Linked DNA regions of Mus musculus: regions 1, 3 and 4 are each linked to region 2. The links are chromatin loops, found by intact Hi-C in ENCODE. Cell type or tissue: left cerebral cortex. All regions are shown on one strand. Region 1 has its middle 49 kb from the start of Kif5c. Region 2 overlaps Kif5c (kinesin family member 5C). Region 3 overlaps Kif5c (kinesin family member 5C). Region 4 holds the start of Kif5c (kinesin family member 5C).

Evidence for each region. Hi-C counts contacts between places; a loop is a spot of excess contacts. Peaks named below come from ENCODE experiments on the same cell type or tissue, not always from the same donor. Only the 100,000 strongest peaks of a DNase experiment are listed, where the experiment ranks them.
Region 1: a loop joins it to region 2, with 1.9 times the contacts of the local background. A loop is called at or near these places in 2 of 42 quality-filtered maps.
Region 3: a loop joins it to region 2, with 2.2 times the contacts of the local background. A loop is called at or near these places in 2 of 42 quality-filtered maps.
Region 4: it touches region 2 in a loop (2.1-fold over the local background); 9 of 42 quality-filtered maps call a loop at or near these places.

What each region holds. Positions count from the first base shown.
Region 1 is chr2:49,567,935-49,571,934 of GRCm38, reverse strand. No RefSeq gene overlaps it. Among named protein-coding and RNA genes, the nearest start is that of Kif5c, 49 kb to the left of the region's middle. In left cerebral cortex, no CTCF peak of the experiment used is centred here; DNase peaks (open chromatin) are centred at 494, 1,364, 1,609 and 1,858; H3K27ac peaks cover 990 bases.
Region 2 is chr2:49,708,540-49,712,539 of GRCm38, reverse strand. Kif5c (kinesin family member 5C) reads right to left here. Exons shown (of 26, transcript NM_008449.3): 11 at 1,672-1,820. Among named protein-coding and RNA genes, the nearest start is that of Gm46738, 37 kb to the left of the region's middle. In left cerebral cortex, a CTCF peak has its summit at 2,123 (motif pointing right); DNase peaks (open chromatin) are centred at 38, 621 and 2,072; H3K27ac peaks cover 2,172 bases.
Region 3 is chr2:49,639,738-49,643,737 of GRCm38, reverse strand. All of the region lies in intron 1 of Kif5c (kinesin family member 5C), which reads right to left. Among named protein-coding and RNA genes, the nearest start is that of Kif5c, 22 kb to the right of the region's middle. In left cerebral cortex, no CTCF peak of the experiment used is centred here; DNase peaks (open chromatin) are centred at 92, 747 and 1,703; H3K27ac peaks cover 1,139 bases.
Region 4 is chr2:49,617,436-49,621,435 of GRCm38, reverse strand. Kif5c (kinesin family member 5C) reads right to left here and starts at 2,150. Exons shown (of 26, transcript NM_008449.3): 1 at 1,649-2,150. The coding sequence starts at 1,774. In left cerebral cortex, a CTCF peak has its summit at 2,225; DNase peaks (open chromatin) are centred at 684, 1,068, 1,443, 2,163 and 1 more place; H3K4me3 peaks cover 2,476 bases; H3K27ac peaks cover 2,203 bases.

The DNA.
Region 1 (4,000 bases), 140 kb after region 2:
GCCATCAGGCTCTGCAGAATAGAACATAAGGATTGTTTCCGGGAAACCAAACGATCCTCACCAAGAACCACTCTCTCCAGAAAGCTCAGGACCCTGTTCATCAGAACAGAGCCAGGGGCTAGGGGTATCTCAAGGATGGGTGGGGTCTTGAGGGCACACGGCCAGAGCAATGGCTTTCAAGGGTGGTCCATGGGCCGCTGGCATGAGCATCACCTGGAGCATGGCAGAAATGAAACTCCTCATCCGATCTCAGATCTCCTACAGCAGAGTCTCTGCGGCTGGGGTCCAGCCACTAGTGTTTTCACAAGTCCTCCAGGGGATTCTGAGGGATTCCGAGACATGGATAGAGTCTTGGAACATCTATCTCTCTTGGAAAATGTGAGCCCCACCCCTAACCCCCGATTTACAAGCAAGAGACTGGTAGGGAAGAGCTCAATGTAGTTAGTTACTGGTCATTTCTTTGCTGGCATGTAGGGGTGTATGTGAGCTGGGCAGGTGAAAGTTGAGAGCACAGCTTGGCTGACCACTGGCTGCTGTTCCAGGCGACTGCTGGAAGAATGAGTCAGAGCCAGTGACAGTGCCCCTCCTCCAGATGCACCAGGTCTGCAGACACACAGAAAGGATACTGGGTGAATGGAAGTCAGAGAAGTGGAATGGTGAGAAGCGGGTGGGGGTGGGGGTGTCAGGAAGTCTTCTCAGCCCACAGAAACAGACTGAATACCAGCTCTTGCTGACTGCCCAGAGCAATATACAGAATGTCACGGAGTCTTGTGTGAAGATGAACCCCCCAAATCAGGGTACTCTTACAGTGCTAGACTGGTTTGGAAAGATGCATAAACACAGAGATGACTACAAAGAAAACGAAGTTTACTGGGCCTGTGGATCCCAGGGGGTGGGGACCTAGGGGTGGGGGTGGGGGCTTGGTATCATATAAGGACTCTGGGAAGCCAGGAGAGGGAGAAAGCCTAATTAGAGCCTTCCTTGGACTGCCTGCCTTTCTGCACGGTGTGGTGGGTGGGGCAAGGCCCGCAGCCCTAGACCTGCTAGTGTGAATCATCCCCCTAGAGCGGGGTCTGGGGCTGTCCTTAGTTCTCTGCTTTGTGGCCCTGCGGTGGTTAGAGCAGGTGAAAGGTATCTCGGTCCTGAGCTAAGGAAAGGGATATGAGGTGGCCTCTGCCTGACTGGTGTGTCTGCAGAGCGACACTTCCCCATGGGGGCCTCTCTAGGAACCCACACAGCAGAGCTTCTCTTTCCCTGCGAAAACGAAAGGTGGGGGTTAATAGATGACGTCATGAAGTGGGATTCTGAAAGGCTCCTCTACATTGGCCACTGCCATCAGGAGCTGTATAATCTGCATGGTCTTCAGCCGTCACACATTTGGGGCATGAGCAGCTTGACTGGGGGCCCTGGATCTTTTGCATCTTGGTCTAGCTTGTATACACACAAATGGGACAAAGGAAGCTGAGGGGAACCCAGGCTGGAAAATGGCACACACATCAGGATCTGAAAGGCTCTATGGGGGAGGTGGATGGTGAGAGGACTGAAGAGAGATTTGCCTTAGTTTATACAGCTTGACAACATCTGTGAGGCACAGGCACAGTTCACAGTGTTCTCAGGCTGCAGTAGCCGGAGAGGCAGCAAGCCTACACGGAGTCCTGTGCCTCTCTTCTCTGCCAGAGGCTGAAACTCTGAAGAGAACCAAACCAGCAAGGAAGAACTGACCACGGTCCTCGACAAGCCCAGGGTCTGGGTACCCAGCACCCACATTTGAACAGTCTTCTCCCGGGAGTGCTCTTGTGTGGCCGCCAGCTCTGGGGAGAACATATGCTCCACAGATGTCCTCAAGGTTAGGTGTGCATGGCACCGTGAATAGAAATTAGCACAAAAGGTTTCTTGGCACGGGTTCCCGAAGCCTTGGCACCATGTCAGTAGCAGGAACACAGCTCAGCTGATGGGGGTGTGGGAGACATTGCAGGATGAAGGACCGGGGCCAGAGCTTTTAGAGCAAGGGCAGAGGCCGTGTTTTTGCCAGGCTCACTAATGGAACCCAAAGGTTGAGGAGGGCTGGAATGGGTGACCTGTAGGAACCCCAGAGGAAAGGGGTCAGGGCAGGCACCTCACTCTCTGTCCAGAGGTGAGGCTTGGGGAGTCTTGTGGCTGGGAAACCTGTATAACAGGCAATGAAGTTGTTCTTACACCTTAGGCAAAACTCATCCAAACAGATCAATAAGCGGAGAGCCGATGACCACAAAAATCTGACTAAAAGCCGTTGGATGAAATCTCCGTGCCCTTGGCTTTGATAGTGTATTCTTAGATAATGGGACCCAAATGCACAAGCCACAACAATGATAATAAGCTAAACTTCGAATTTGAAGACTTGGGCATTGATGTTCTCAAGGAACGGAAAATGCAAGCTGCAGAGAGGGTATATGACCCATGAGGATCTAGAATGCGTTGTAGGATGGACTGTCACAGAGCCCAGTGTGCGGGCAGAGGCCTGTGCCTTAGCCAGTCTTACTATTGCTAATGAAATACCATGACCAAAAAACAAGCTGGGGAGGAATGGGTTTATTTGGCTTACACTTCCATATCACTGTTCATCATCCAAGGAAGTCAGGACAGGAACTCAAACCAGGCAGGAACCTGGAAACAGGAGCTGATACGGAGGCCATAGAAGGGTGCTGATTACTCGTTTGATCTTCAGGGCTTGCTCAACCTGCTTGCTTGCATCTCTCTGTCTGTCTCTATCTCCGTCTCTCTCTCTCTCTCCTCTCTTTTCTTTTTTTGGATACAGTGTTTCTTTGTGTAGCCTTGGCTGTCCTGGAACTCACACTGTAGACCAGGCTGGCCTCTAACAAGTTCAGACTGCAGAAGCCTCCCTAGTGCTGGGATTAATGACATGTGCACTTCCACTGCTGCTGGCTAGGCCTGCTTTCTTATAGAACCCAGGACCACCAGTCCAGGAGTGGCCGGCCTCACCCACAATAGACTGAGCCCTCTCCGATAAACCACTAATTAAGAACATTCCTTACAGGCCTGGCTTTAGCCAGACTTTATGGAAGTATTTTCTTAATTGAAGTCCCTCCTTTCAAATGACTTTAGTTTGTGTCAAATTGACATAAAACTTTCCGCCAGAGCCTGTGAGCCAACACTAAGGAAGCTGACATGGGATGGCCTTAAATTTGAGGCCAAACTAAGGCTACGCTACATGATAAATCTTGTCTCAGCGAACAGACAAAATTCCCATAATTTAACCAAAAAAAAAAAAAAAAAAAAAAAAAAAGCACGCAACAGACCTTTCTCCAAAGAACACACAAAAATAGCCAGCAAGCACATTAAGTGTATTAAATTTCATTACTCATCAGGGAAATGCAAATTAAACCCATAGTGGCCATAACTTTTTTTTAAAGTAAATCTTGGCAAGGACATGGGGAAATTGGAAATCTTGTACATCAATGCTAACAATGTAATATGGTTTGCTCGTGGCTAGAAAGAGCTCGAGGAGTCTTCAAAAACTTAATTAACACAGTCAGAAACAGATACACATGTCTATAGTAGCATTATGCTAACGGTGTAAATGATCCGAAACCCTCAACACATCAGTTAAAAATGATATTACATATAATATGTAGCTATAAAGAGGATGACTGTGCTGAGATATGTCACAATGTACACATATTAAGAACATTGTGCCACGTAAAAGGTGAAGAGAGCAACAGAAAATAGGTAAGGGGGCATAAAGTGTACCTTAAATGTGAAAAGATGCTTAGTCTCTTTCATTATAAGAGAAATTAAACCCACAGAAGAAGCATGTGAACAGACCTCTCAGACAGACTGTGATGGTTTGTACATGCTCTGCCTAGGGAGTGGCACTATTGGGTGTGGTCTTGTTGGAGTAGGTGTGTCACTGTGGGTGTGGGCTTTAAGACCCTCATCCCAGCTGCCTGGACGCCAGTATTCTGCTAGCCTCCTTCAGACTCTCAGCTCCTTCTGCACCATG
Region 2 (4,000 bases):
ACAGGGATTTGACCCGAAAGGATTCCAGAGCCACCACAAAGCTTCCCATAGCCACCTCCCATCCCAATTTCCACACACCCGACTCTGCTGCTCCTGCCAAACTGCAGGGATCATCATTCAGCTCAGGTGCTGAGTTATTCAATTATTCTAGCACCTTTTGAAACACATGTGTAGCTAGAAATGCTTCCGAAGAGAAGAAAATCCTGTTATTTAGGCTACTGGGTCAAATTTTGATCCTCTCTTGAATTCTTGTTTGCCACGTAATTGCTTCTCAAGTGAATAAGTGGCTCGTTGATACCCAATCCTTACTAGCAAGGAGCAGCAACAAATACCATCACCAGCAATCGGCTTCCAGCTCTCTGCGCAGCTGCAAACAGACCCTGCTACCTCCAGACCAGCTCAGCAATCCCCAGGCCCCTTCTCTCAGGGCACCACAGGCTGCAGTAGCTGCTGAAATACACACACCACAGGGAAGCAAGGGATCTGAGGAACAAATGACTTCTAGCTATTGCCGTCCTCTGACACACAGCTCCAACTTGCTTTGCTTCCAGATTAAAAGAGACTGCTACCGTCTGAGCTCTGTCATAATGCTAAAGTCACCAAAATAATATGTCTGCCCGGAATCTGGAAGCCACCCCTTACACCTCCCCCACAACCCACCCACCCGCTTCACGCCAGCTCTAGGAGATATTTTCTCCTATAGAGCAAACCAAAGAGACTGAAGAAGGGGGCGGAAAAACTGGTCATGAAGCAGGCCTGTCAGGGTCCATCTTAGCAAAGGGTTTCTTCAGCCCACTATGTCTCACTCTGAGGAACTGAATGGTGAGGCAGGTCAGAAAAGGCAAGTTCTGGCCAGAGGTGACATTTACCCACAAGTAAATGGCAAGACTGAAGCAAATCCTAGTTTTCATTTAGCCAAAGCAATTGGTATTAGAAAAAAAAAAAAAAAGTCTCAGAAGCTCTCCTGTAACCATGAAGCCAGGATCCCTGAAATGAAGGACAGCAACATGAAAAAACAGAGCATCTGAAACAGACTCTAGCCAGGATGGGGAACTGCTCTCTCGGGAAAGCCTTTGATGCTCAATGCAAGGACCAGAGTTCTATCCCATGAGGACACATAAAAATGTCAGGCATGGTGGCATGCGCTTGTAATCCTAGAGCTGGGGAGGTGGAGACAGACGGATCCATGGGGCACACGAACTAGTCTAACCTAATGGGTCAGCTCCAGGCAAAGGAGAAAGCCTGTTGCAAAGGAGGGGGATAACACACATAGCAATTCTCTAGCCTATACACACACACACACACACACACACACACCTCCAGATACATGTACACCCCTACACATACATACATACACAAACATGTACCCCCTCCCCACACATGTGCACCCCTCAATCCACACACGCACATATACACACTTAAAGAGACTAATTGAGCAACTGATCCCTGTCACTTGGTCCACCCCACTGTGCACAGGTCACGGGATGGAATGAGCTGGGGCACAGTGGCCAGGAATAATAAAACTTTAGTAAAACAAAATAATAAAACACTCGCCATCACAGGAATTGGAAAGGCTTGACTTCCACAGTCACCCCCCTTTCCCAAGAGTCCCCCAAGATGCCAGCCATCCCAGGAAGGAGGAAACCTTCTCTCCACTCCGCTCGCTCTCACCGTTCCTCCACCTGTTCAGCTCCATCTCCAGATGCTGGAGGACACTCTTCAAGGCCTTGTTCTTCTCTTTCTCTTTTTCATATTTCTTCTTCCACTCTTCTGCTGTTAGTTCCAAGTTCACAGAGACTGTATTCTTGATGGTCTTTGCTCTGGGATTAAAACACAGGAAATAAATTCCAAGAATAGCCATTAGCCCTTACTGATTTTATATAACAAGTCTCAGATTCCCTTCACATCCAAAAGGAACTGGAATGGCAAAGACTCCCTGTGGCACCTACCTACAGCCCTCAAGCGGCATCACTGGCAATGCTTACTAGAGCTTTTTAAAAGGACTTATTTTTAGTATGTGTGTGTACTTCTATGTATGCATGTCTATGTGACTGTACGTATAGGTGAGTGGGGGGAGGGGGGGTGTGTACACACATGCATGCACATGCCTGTACCCTCGGGGACCAGAAGAGGGCACTGGATCCCTGGGGGCTGTGAGCTATCTGACTGGATGCTGAGGTCTAATCTTTGGTCCTCATGAGAGAACAAGCACTCTTAACCCCTGAGCCATTGCTCCAACCTCACACTGTTATTTCTTAAGGCTCCAGAGCCACCCTTTCCTCTTCTCCTTCACAGTCCAATGGACTTTCATTCAGATTGTGCCTCAGGGTCCCATTTTGTCTAACTTCCTCTGTGTCCTCACAGTCTGTCTTCAGGCCGTGGGTTAGAGGCTTACCCCGGTGTTCAGCATGTTTAAGCATTCCACAGACCTCTGCCAGACTAGTCTTCTAAACAGAATTCCCAATCAACTCGGTAAACACTTACAAAACACTAGGAACATACCAACAAGGATGGGCAAAGTGCCCCACCTCTTACAGCTTGGGGTTTCTTATGTCAGCGACACAAATTGAACAATCAGCTACTTCTCTTATTTGCCTTTGGTGCCTAGAACCAAAGTGTTAGGCACATGCCAACACATGGCTATAAGGTAGGTGGGCCACATAAGTGAGAGAGGGTGACTGGGGGACACCATGGCTTCCTAATGATCCCCTCAGCAAAGGCAAGCATCAGCACACCAGAATAAAAGGCTGGTTATTCTGAAATCATCTCACTGTTTATAAATAGCCAGAAGTTGGGATTTTTTTTAATATTTGTATATCCAAATTCAGAATGTCTTAAAAATAACATAATGCATGACAAACAGGTCTCATGGGCACCATTTTTTTTTTCATGATCTCGTAGGGCACGTGGCTTAGGGGTGTGATGTCATGTGCGTGATAGACAGTCGATGAAAGGAGAAGCTGGGGAGAAGAAAAGAAATCAGCATCTGCATTAGGTGAGATTAAACAAAAGGCTAGGCTCACCTAGGCCTGCACAGAAACAGACGGGTTCAGCCACACCCGGGAAACAGTAAATTCCTCGCCTGTTTGCTCCCTGCTTGTTAAGCAGGCAAAGCTCATGTGAAAATACATGGTGCTCTGTCTTCTTGCCACTGACATTCTCATTTTAATCTCTAAACAATTCTAGGACTGTCATGTTTGCTGCTACAGCTGATGTGTGATCCAGGTTAATTACTGTTGTCATCAAATGACATTTGGGACATGATTTCTATTTTGGTGCAAGTAATTCAACCGTCCGCCCCAGTGCTACAGTTGCCATTGCAAAATTAATTTCTAGAGCAGACAACTAAATAACCCAACTGTTGAAAGAGGAGTTAAATGATATCAGTGCTGGACTCATGAAAGAATTAGGATAATTCTCATTTGCTGTACCTTAAGGCTGCTCTCCCCAGAACTGCTTCAATTTTAATTCTTCAATAGCAGTAATTTTATTAGTACTTTAAGACTTGGTGCAGTCTGGCTTTCTCACCCTGCCTTCTAACACCCTCAGGTGGTGCTATGGCTGCGTCTGGGCTGCAAGCACAGGCATGGCTGTGTCCCCTGTTATCAACTTAAGTCAGGAAGTAGGAGAGAAAAAAAAAAAAAAAGCCTCATAGCTAAGATGCTTGCTGTCACTGAAGGATACAATTTAAGACTACTGATTTTATTTAAGTCATAAATAGTGCCCTGAAGACTGCAAATGGTACCAGAGAGGAAAAGATGGAGCCCCTGTGCTGTCTCCAGGCAGTGTTGCTCAGAGGTACATTTCTCAAGTAGAACTATCAAGTCTATCGCAGGGTAACTTTCTGAGATGCCCAGAAAATTCTTTTTCTTCTATTTCTATAATAAGCTGGGGCAGTGAAGCAATGACCCACTCAACTTGAGCAGTTTGCCAAGTCTAAGAAAGGTGTGGAAAGGTGCTGAGAAAGGGGACATGTAATGCCTCAATTAGTAAACATGGT
Region 3 (4,000 bases), 69 kb after region 2:
GCATGTAGGCTTTTTGCCATTATTCCCTTAGCAACAGAGAATAGCAACTAGTTTCCGAGCACTTCCATTAGTATGTGTAAACAGCTGAGAGATAACTTCAGGTATGCAGAAGGATTGCATAGATGCTTCCCTTGCATGTAAGGAACTCGACTGTGGATTTTGACGTCCGTGGAAAAGGGACAGAGGAGGCATTCAAACCCATCCCCCACATCTGTAGACAGACAAATGTGTTATTACCCAGGAGGAAAGCATCTTCATACTGATTTATTTTTAATTTACAAACAAGTGCACTCATATGAATGGCTCCACTGGATGCCTCTAACCACATACATCCTTTTGTAATAATCACCTCAAACTATAGTCCGTGTCTTTTCTGGTCAGCTTCATGTCAGCAATTACTCACTTTTACTTTCTATTGCAGTTTGGCAACATGGAGTTGGTTTGGTTTGGTTTGCATCTTATAATACAAAGAAACCCGTTCAGAACCAGCCATGAACAGGAGACATTTCATCTCCAGCCAAGCTCCCTGCCGTACCCTATCCTCACCAAGTGCCCTGCTGCTACCCAACACCTGTACTTCCCTCCACCATGAGCCATAGCGGCCTCTGAAATGATCACTTCCTCCCAAGTCTGTAAATTTGAGCTCCATTTCACTGTTACCAAGCATCTCTGGATCTACTGAGAAAGAACCAACTGAATGTTTGTTAAGTCCTTTCCCAAAGCCAGTTTATAATTAGAAAGCAGAAGTGTCATTCCCTGCTCCAGGTTGCTATGGAAATGACTAAATGCAAATGTCATCTCACAGTGACAGTCACTGTCAGAAAGGAGGCAGGATGCTTGCAAAGAGCCAAAGGTGCCCCTGAGGTGGGAAAGACACACAGGGGCCTGCCTCAGCCATCTGCCTCGGAAAGAATATTCTAAGAGTTGATTTAGAAAATTTGGGGTGAACAGAGAGCTTATTCGGGACTCACATGAAACCATCACAGATAACAAAGGCATCCCGTGCAGGCCCAGACCACTGGACTGTGAGCTCAAAGTAAGACGATGAGGAACGGGGTACTCAGACCAAGTGTCCACAGTGATTATGTAGAGTGCTGCCTCCATTCAGTCACGAGATCAGGAACCATGCACGGGGTGTGGGAGAGAGTGGAATCGATCTCGGGGTTCTGGAGGAAGAGATCCCCACGGCTTGGGCCACTCTGTTGACCCCACTGCTACGGAGCCTATGGGAAGGCAGGTGAGGAACATGAACTGTCCAGATTGCTGCTTACAAGCAATGCAGGCCTCAGACCTCCTTCAACAGAGTCACAAAGCCTCTTGCCTATTTCATCTGTGTCTGCCCACGAGCTCAGACTGCAGGGAAACTTAACCATAAAGCAGTCTGGAATCAGAAATAAAATCAAAGCAGGGACAGTAAGATATAGGCTTTCTATGCTTTGTCACATGATTCCATTTTTAAGTTTTAAACATCACTGTGTCAAAAAAAAAAAGTACATAGATCAGCAATTTTCAATTCTTAAACCAACTACCTCGCCATCTCACACGCAGACGTTTAGTATAGTTCCCTACTGCACCAGCAAGGCACACACACGGACACTCCCACCACACAGGGATGTCTGAATGGTGGCTATTGGTCGTTAAGGTAAAAACGAATTCTTCAAAACAGTACTGTTCTCTCATCTCATTTTCATTTCTAGTAAATAAACATGCGTTTGGTTTATGAAAGATATAATACAAAGCAGTGGCAGACGGTACTCATTTCCCATTGCAGCGTAACAAGTTACCACACATCCAGAGCTTCAAAGTAATCATCTGAGCCGAGGACCAAAGCTTGATCCTTAGACGCTGACATGGGGCATGTATGTGTCACCCCATCACTCAGGAGGATCCCTGGGGCTTACTGGCCAGTCAGCCTTGCCTAGATGGTAAGTTCCAAGCCAGTAACAGATCCTGTCACAGAAAACAAAGTAGATAGCTCCTAAGAAATGACCCAAGGTTGACCGCTAGCCTACACAGACACACACAGACACCACAAATCTATGATCTTATAGTTCGGGTCTTACACACTGGTCCACAGTCTGGCCCAGGTCCTGCTGAGCTAGTATCAAGGTATCATCACAACAGCATTTCTTTCTGGAGGCTCTAGAGGGCTACTTCCTCCTTCTCTTTGACAGTCTCTAGGCCCCCCTCTATCTTCACAGCAATGGTTTAACAGTTTCTAGGCCCCTCTTTTATCTTCGAAGCGATGGTGGCCCTCATTTCCTCCTCACAACGGTTCAGGTAACCATGGTAATCTACTTGAAAGTAAGCTAGATATCAGCTTAATTCTATCTGCAATCTTAATGTTTTCTCAAAAGGGAACATAACATAATCCAGTTCTGGGTTAGGAATTAAATATGTATGGAGACCATTATTCTGCCTACCACAGAGAGGCATCTCATGAGCTACCCTATCAAAGACCTACATCCATATGCATCTCATACAGTGGCTCTCAACATATGGACTGCGGCCCCTTTGCAGGTAAACAACCCCTTCACGGGTTGCCTAAGACCATCAAAAAACAGAGACATTTGCACTACAATGCATAACAGTAGCAAAAAAAAAATAATTTTATAGTTGGGGGTCAACACAACATGAAGAACTATATTAAAGGGTCCCAGCATTAGGAAGGTTGAGAACCACTGAACCAACAGATGGTTTGGTGGTGACATTTAACATAAATCCGCCCATTCTGTTTCAAGTAAATTAGCCAGATTGGACAGAATTGCTTTTTATAGGGTATTTTTTACTCCAGATGCCTGAAAGCTTCTATATCTCCATGCTAAAAGAGGTTCACCTTCTAATAGGAGAGAGAGAGAAAGGGAGGGAGGGAGAGAGACAGAGACAGAGACAGAGACAGAGACAGAGACAGAGACAGAGACAGAGACAGAGAAGAGTTTTGATATTTTCTGGCCCTTCAAAGGCATCATGAGAAATCTAGTACTTGACAGGGATCTATAAACCCCAATATTCCAATACATGCACCTGCTATGTGCTGATTTGCAAATCATTCCTTAGGTCATAACCAGTATCCAGACTACATTTATGTCAACTTGATACAAGCAATAGTTATCTGAGAGGAAAGAGACTCAATTGAGAAAATGCCTCCAGAAAAGTGAGCTATAAGCAGACAAAGCTGTAGGGCATTTTCTTAATGGGAGAGGACCCAGCCCATTGTGGATGGCTGGTGGTCCTGGGTTCTATAAGAAAAAAGGCTGAGAAAGCCATGGAGAACAAGTCAGTAAGCAGCATTCCTCCATGGCCTCTGTCTTAGCCACTGTTCTATTGCTATGAAGAAATACCAGGACCACATCTTATACAGAAAAGCATTTAACTGGGGCTCACTTACAGTTTTGGAGGCTTAGTCCATTATCATCATGGCCAGGAATATGGTGGCAGGCATGGCATCATGGTGCTGGAGAAATAGCTAAGGGCTACACCCTGATCCACTGGCAAAGAGGGAGAGAGGGCGTGGAGTAGGCTTTTGAAACCTCAAAGCCCACCCGCAGTAACACATTTCCTCCAATAAGACCACAACCCCCAATCCTTCTCAATCCTGCCAGTCCCTGGTGCTAAAACCATTCTTATTCAAACCACTACAGCCTCTGCACTGGCTCCTGCCTCCAGGTTCCTGCCCTGACTTTCTTCAATGATAGACTACAATGTAGAAATGTAAGCCAAATACCCTCCCCTCCTCAACCCACTCTTGGTGACAGTGTTTCATCATGTCAGTAATAATCCTAAGAAAACTAGCATTCTTCACAAAGCGTGCATGAGACAGACAATAGGGAATATTAGTGTCATTTCATGAAACCAGCACGTCAGTTATGTATCTCTGAGCCTGTGTGCTAAGCTGTGACCTGAATTATTTCTTGGGTTTCTTAGTAGAATAAATAATGGTACCTAAAAACAAAAGGGAAAGTGAAAACAGCAACACTAGAAGAACTATTCTCTCAAGAAT
Region 4 (4,000 bases), 91 kb after region 2:
TAATTGAACCACACCTCACTGAGGAAACAGCAGATCAGACAATGATGGGATCTCAGTCTACTTGTAACCCTAGCTCCAGGCTGCCATGGCTATCTCACTAACCCATATATGCCATTAAGTATAGAATTCCCTCATCAATAATTGTAGTGTACAGCTTTTCTGCAGGTTAACCCTAAGCACAGAGGAGGAAATCCCTGCCCTTCCCCATAGGTCAGATATCAGAATAAGTGGTTGCTCATCCAGAGTATTCAGAGGTCTGCGTTTTCCTATAACTGAAAACGGGAAGGAAAAAGATCATAGTCTGCAGGGAGTGGGAGGAGCCTTCTTAAACATAATACAAGACGAAGCCCCCAGGCCAGGGCTTGGCCTCTAATCCAGGATGGTGGAAAATATGACTAGCATCTGCTGGTCCAAGACCTTTGCAGCGACTGCAGCAGACAACCTTGCCAAAGATGTTGGGGACAGACTAAGTGAAGAACCGCAGGGTTCGCTCTTGAAAAAGGCTAGGTGTCCTCTAGCTATACACCCAGAAAGCTGTCACCTGTCAATCACTTGACCTAAATACAACAGTCACTGGGGGAATGGGGGGGAGGGGGTAGTCCGAGCATGCTCAGTGATGGAGATGACATCACTTAATCAATGCTGGAGACGGGAAGGCTGCATCAGCAGCCTGGAGCGGGATGCCAGGAACGTATCAGTGGGGACCTAGAGGCTCGCATTAACTCAGTCCCTCTCCACGCGGCTCGAATACAAAGAGGGCACCATGAGACACACACTCTAGGGAGAGCAGGTTAAGAAAGGGGGCGCGGACAAAACTAGTTTATTTCCTTTGGTGTACTCCCTTAAGAACTGTAAGGGAGTATTCCCTCCCTTTCCCCGTAGCCAGGCTGCAGAGAAGGAGCTAAGTTGGGGAAAACACTGTGGGAGGAAAGGTGGGGAAAGGTGATCAAAAGGGAGACTCTGGATTTGCTTAAGTAACTTCTGCTCTTGATACAGAGGGTTATTTGGGAACTCCCTCTCTTAGCAGATTCGAGAATCTGCTCTCCATCTAGAACGAAGCATATGAGTCTATCTGCAGACACTAGGGAGAAAGGACCTGGTGGGGGTGGGGGTAGTCCACAGAAAGCACAAATCCAGGACAATTGGGATGATAGGAAGCAGGAAACATAAGAGACCTCCCAGAGACACCAAGAGCACTCCTCACCTTCCACAAGAGAGCAAGGTGAAACCGCCTATGGAGGGCCCAGGAGATTTTGTTTTTCTTGCACCTTTCCTCCATACCTTTTTGACTAAGGTCTTGAGACAAATCGAACCCTGGAATGCCTGGATGCATCTGTGGGTTGTGGAGCTGACACTTTTGACCAAGACCTGGGCATCCCTACTTGCTGGCAAGCCTAAACACTGCCCACGCGGCGGCTAGAGTGGGAACAATAGGCCCACCCGAGCCCCCACCCGCGAACAATGGCGGACCTCGCACTCCCCCGCCGCCCCGCGCCACCACCGCCGCGGGGGAGTCACCAGGCAAGGGCTCTTTTACGATCCACCCGCGAACCCAGCCCCGCTGGGATGTCGGAGGTAGCGTCCGGAAGATCCCCACTCAGGCTATGGTGCAAAGCCGGAGGAGGGGCAAGACACCAAGGCCACTTACCCCGATCACCACCGTCTCCTCGCCTTTGAATTTGGGGATGAATTTGTCCCCGCGGAGGATCTCCGCTTCGTTGAGGGGCCGGAACCGGCACATCACTTTGATGCTGCATTCGGCTGGATCCGCCATCTCGGGCCGCAGCAGGAGGGGGCACAGGGATGGGGTGGGGGGCCCGGCTGGGCAGCGCCACCGAGGAGGCCGCGAACCAACCGCTGCCCGCTGCTAGGCCGCCTCCCGCAGCTTCTCAGCAGGTCATCTCAAGCCTGCGCTGGACGCCCCGCAGCTCCGCCGCCGGGAAGGAGAGCAGCGTATCAGGTGGGCCGCCCTGCTGCTGACCTCCAGCCCGGTCCTGCGCCCCCGGCCCACCTGCCCGCAACCACGAGGCGGGCGGACTAGGCGATGCTCAGGGAGCAATCCCCGCCCGGCTCAGACCTCCCGGGCTCGGTCGCGCTCAGCCATCCTGCATCAGCACCACCGTGCTCCGGCACCTCCAGGCCCGCCCCTCTGCCCCGCCTCGGCACGGTGACGTCACTGCAGAGATCCGCCTCACCCTGGGTGTAAGCGCGGCGCATCCCGGGACTTGTAGTCGCCACTCTACCTGCAGGTGGGAGGGCAAGGCTTGGATTAGCTTGAGAGGACCCCCGGGAACTGCAGGACTGATGGGGCTCCACAAGCCAAGAACAGAATGGAAGTCATAGTTAATATTCCCAGCTAAACTCTATAAAAAACCAGGTCACATCTTTTCCTGAAAGGAAAAATACTTATCAGCACAGTGTACAACTGAACAGCCACAGAGCGTTTCCCTGTGTTGTAGAGTTTTTGCAAGAGTCCTAGGGAAAGCAGGAAGGAAATGAGATTTGCATGGAAGCCAGTTATAAAGGAAATGCTTGAACATAGGTAATTCAAAATTGTTCACATCCGATCAAAATCAAGGATTTTATCACTGCAACGCTAAGTCAGAAAACAAATTCACACACCCACGTATTTAGCATGCTACTTTAGAGCTTGAGGGTTGAAGTCGGTTTTTTGAGTCCTAAGTCAGGAACATTTCAGTGTCGCGTGGCGGTGCATGCTTGGAATCCCAGCGTTCAGAAGGCAACTTGGGACAAAAAAATCCCAAAATCAAAAACAAGAAAAAAGGAAAAAGAAAACAAAAACAAGAAAAAGGGGGAAAGAAAACAGGAGCTCTGTTATAAGCAATCATAGATCAATTTCTAATGATGTTTAGAATCCTGCAGAAATGAACAGATTGTATAGAAGATCAAATCTAAGACAAGCCTAGGTTCTCATACAGGTCTCTCTTCTTACTGTAGGCTCCCTCCTCTCCTATAACATCCATGCTTACAATCTAACAGATTCTAACTGCTTGTGACTTCTTCTATTCCACTTGTCCTGCTTTGTTTCTGATATTGGCTCAGGGCCATTTGCCCTGCCGAACTGGTTCATTCCCATCCATCAATCAGTAAGTATCTCGGGGGCCCTATGGAAGATAATAGGAACATGGCCAAAGCCACTGAAACAAATGAAGAGCTTAGAAGAGCACAACTTGCTTTGCTATATTCAAGAAGCTACTAAACTGCCAAGCCAGAGAACAGGTAGATGCTAGGACTGCCTTAGGAACAATGGTCTTTGTACTGACTCTGTTCTTACTCAAGATCCATTCCCACCTATCAGCAAACTAAGTGCCAACAGTCTGTGGATGACATTCTCCAATTTAGATAAGGGTGTATGGGTTTTCAAAGAGTTTGAAACCTATTAGGGTAGGTCTATGCCATGAACTGGGGTTAGCCTAGCATCTACCTCTGGCACAATAACCTAGAGTCTAAAGCTTTGTAACTCTATGAAGGAACCTCGTGGTACGAAGTTTCCTGAAAGAAACCTGATGTATTCCCACCTCCCGGGAGAATGCATTGGTCCATAGCTGTGTCCATTTGGACTTTGTCAACACTAACTTTCAATCCTAAGACTTTCTAGAGAAGGATTTCCCAGATGGCCTGCAGCTGGTTGTCCTTACTTATTGTTCCAGGGTCCTTTCTGTATCACTACATCTAGACAGTGAATTCCTCCTTGCCTTTGCTCCATCTGAAGACAGAGTGCAGAGTAGGAAGCACACTGAGTGGGGAACTCCGCTGAGCATGGGTCCTTCCTCTGCCACTGTGGCCAGATATTTGCTTTCCTTCAGACCCTGTTTCCTATTCTCTGGCATTAGAATAGCAATATTGCCTTGCAGATTATTTTTTTTAACAAATTAAGAGCAGTATTACTTGTAATGTGTTTAGTATGGTAAAGCATTTAGTGCGTGCATGCGTGTGTGTGTGTGTGTGTGTGTGTGTGTGTGTATTATAAGCCAGATCT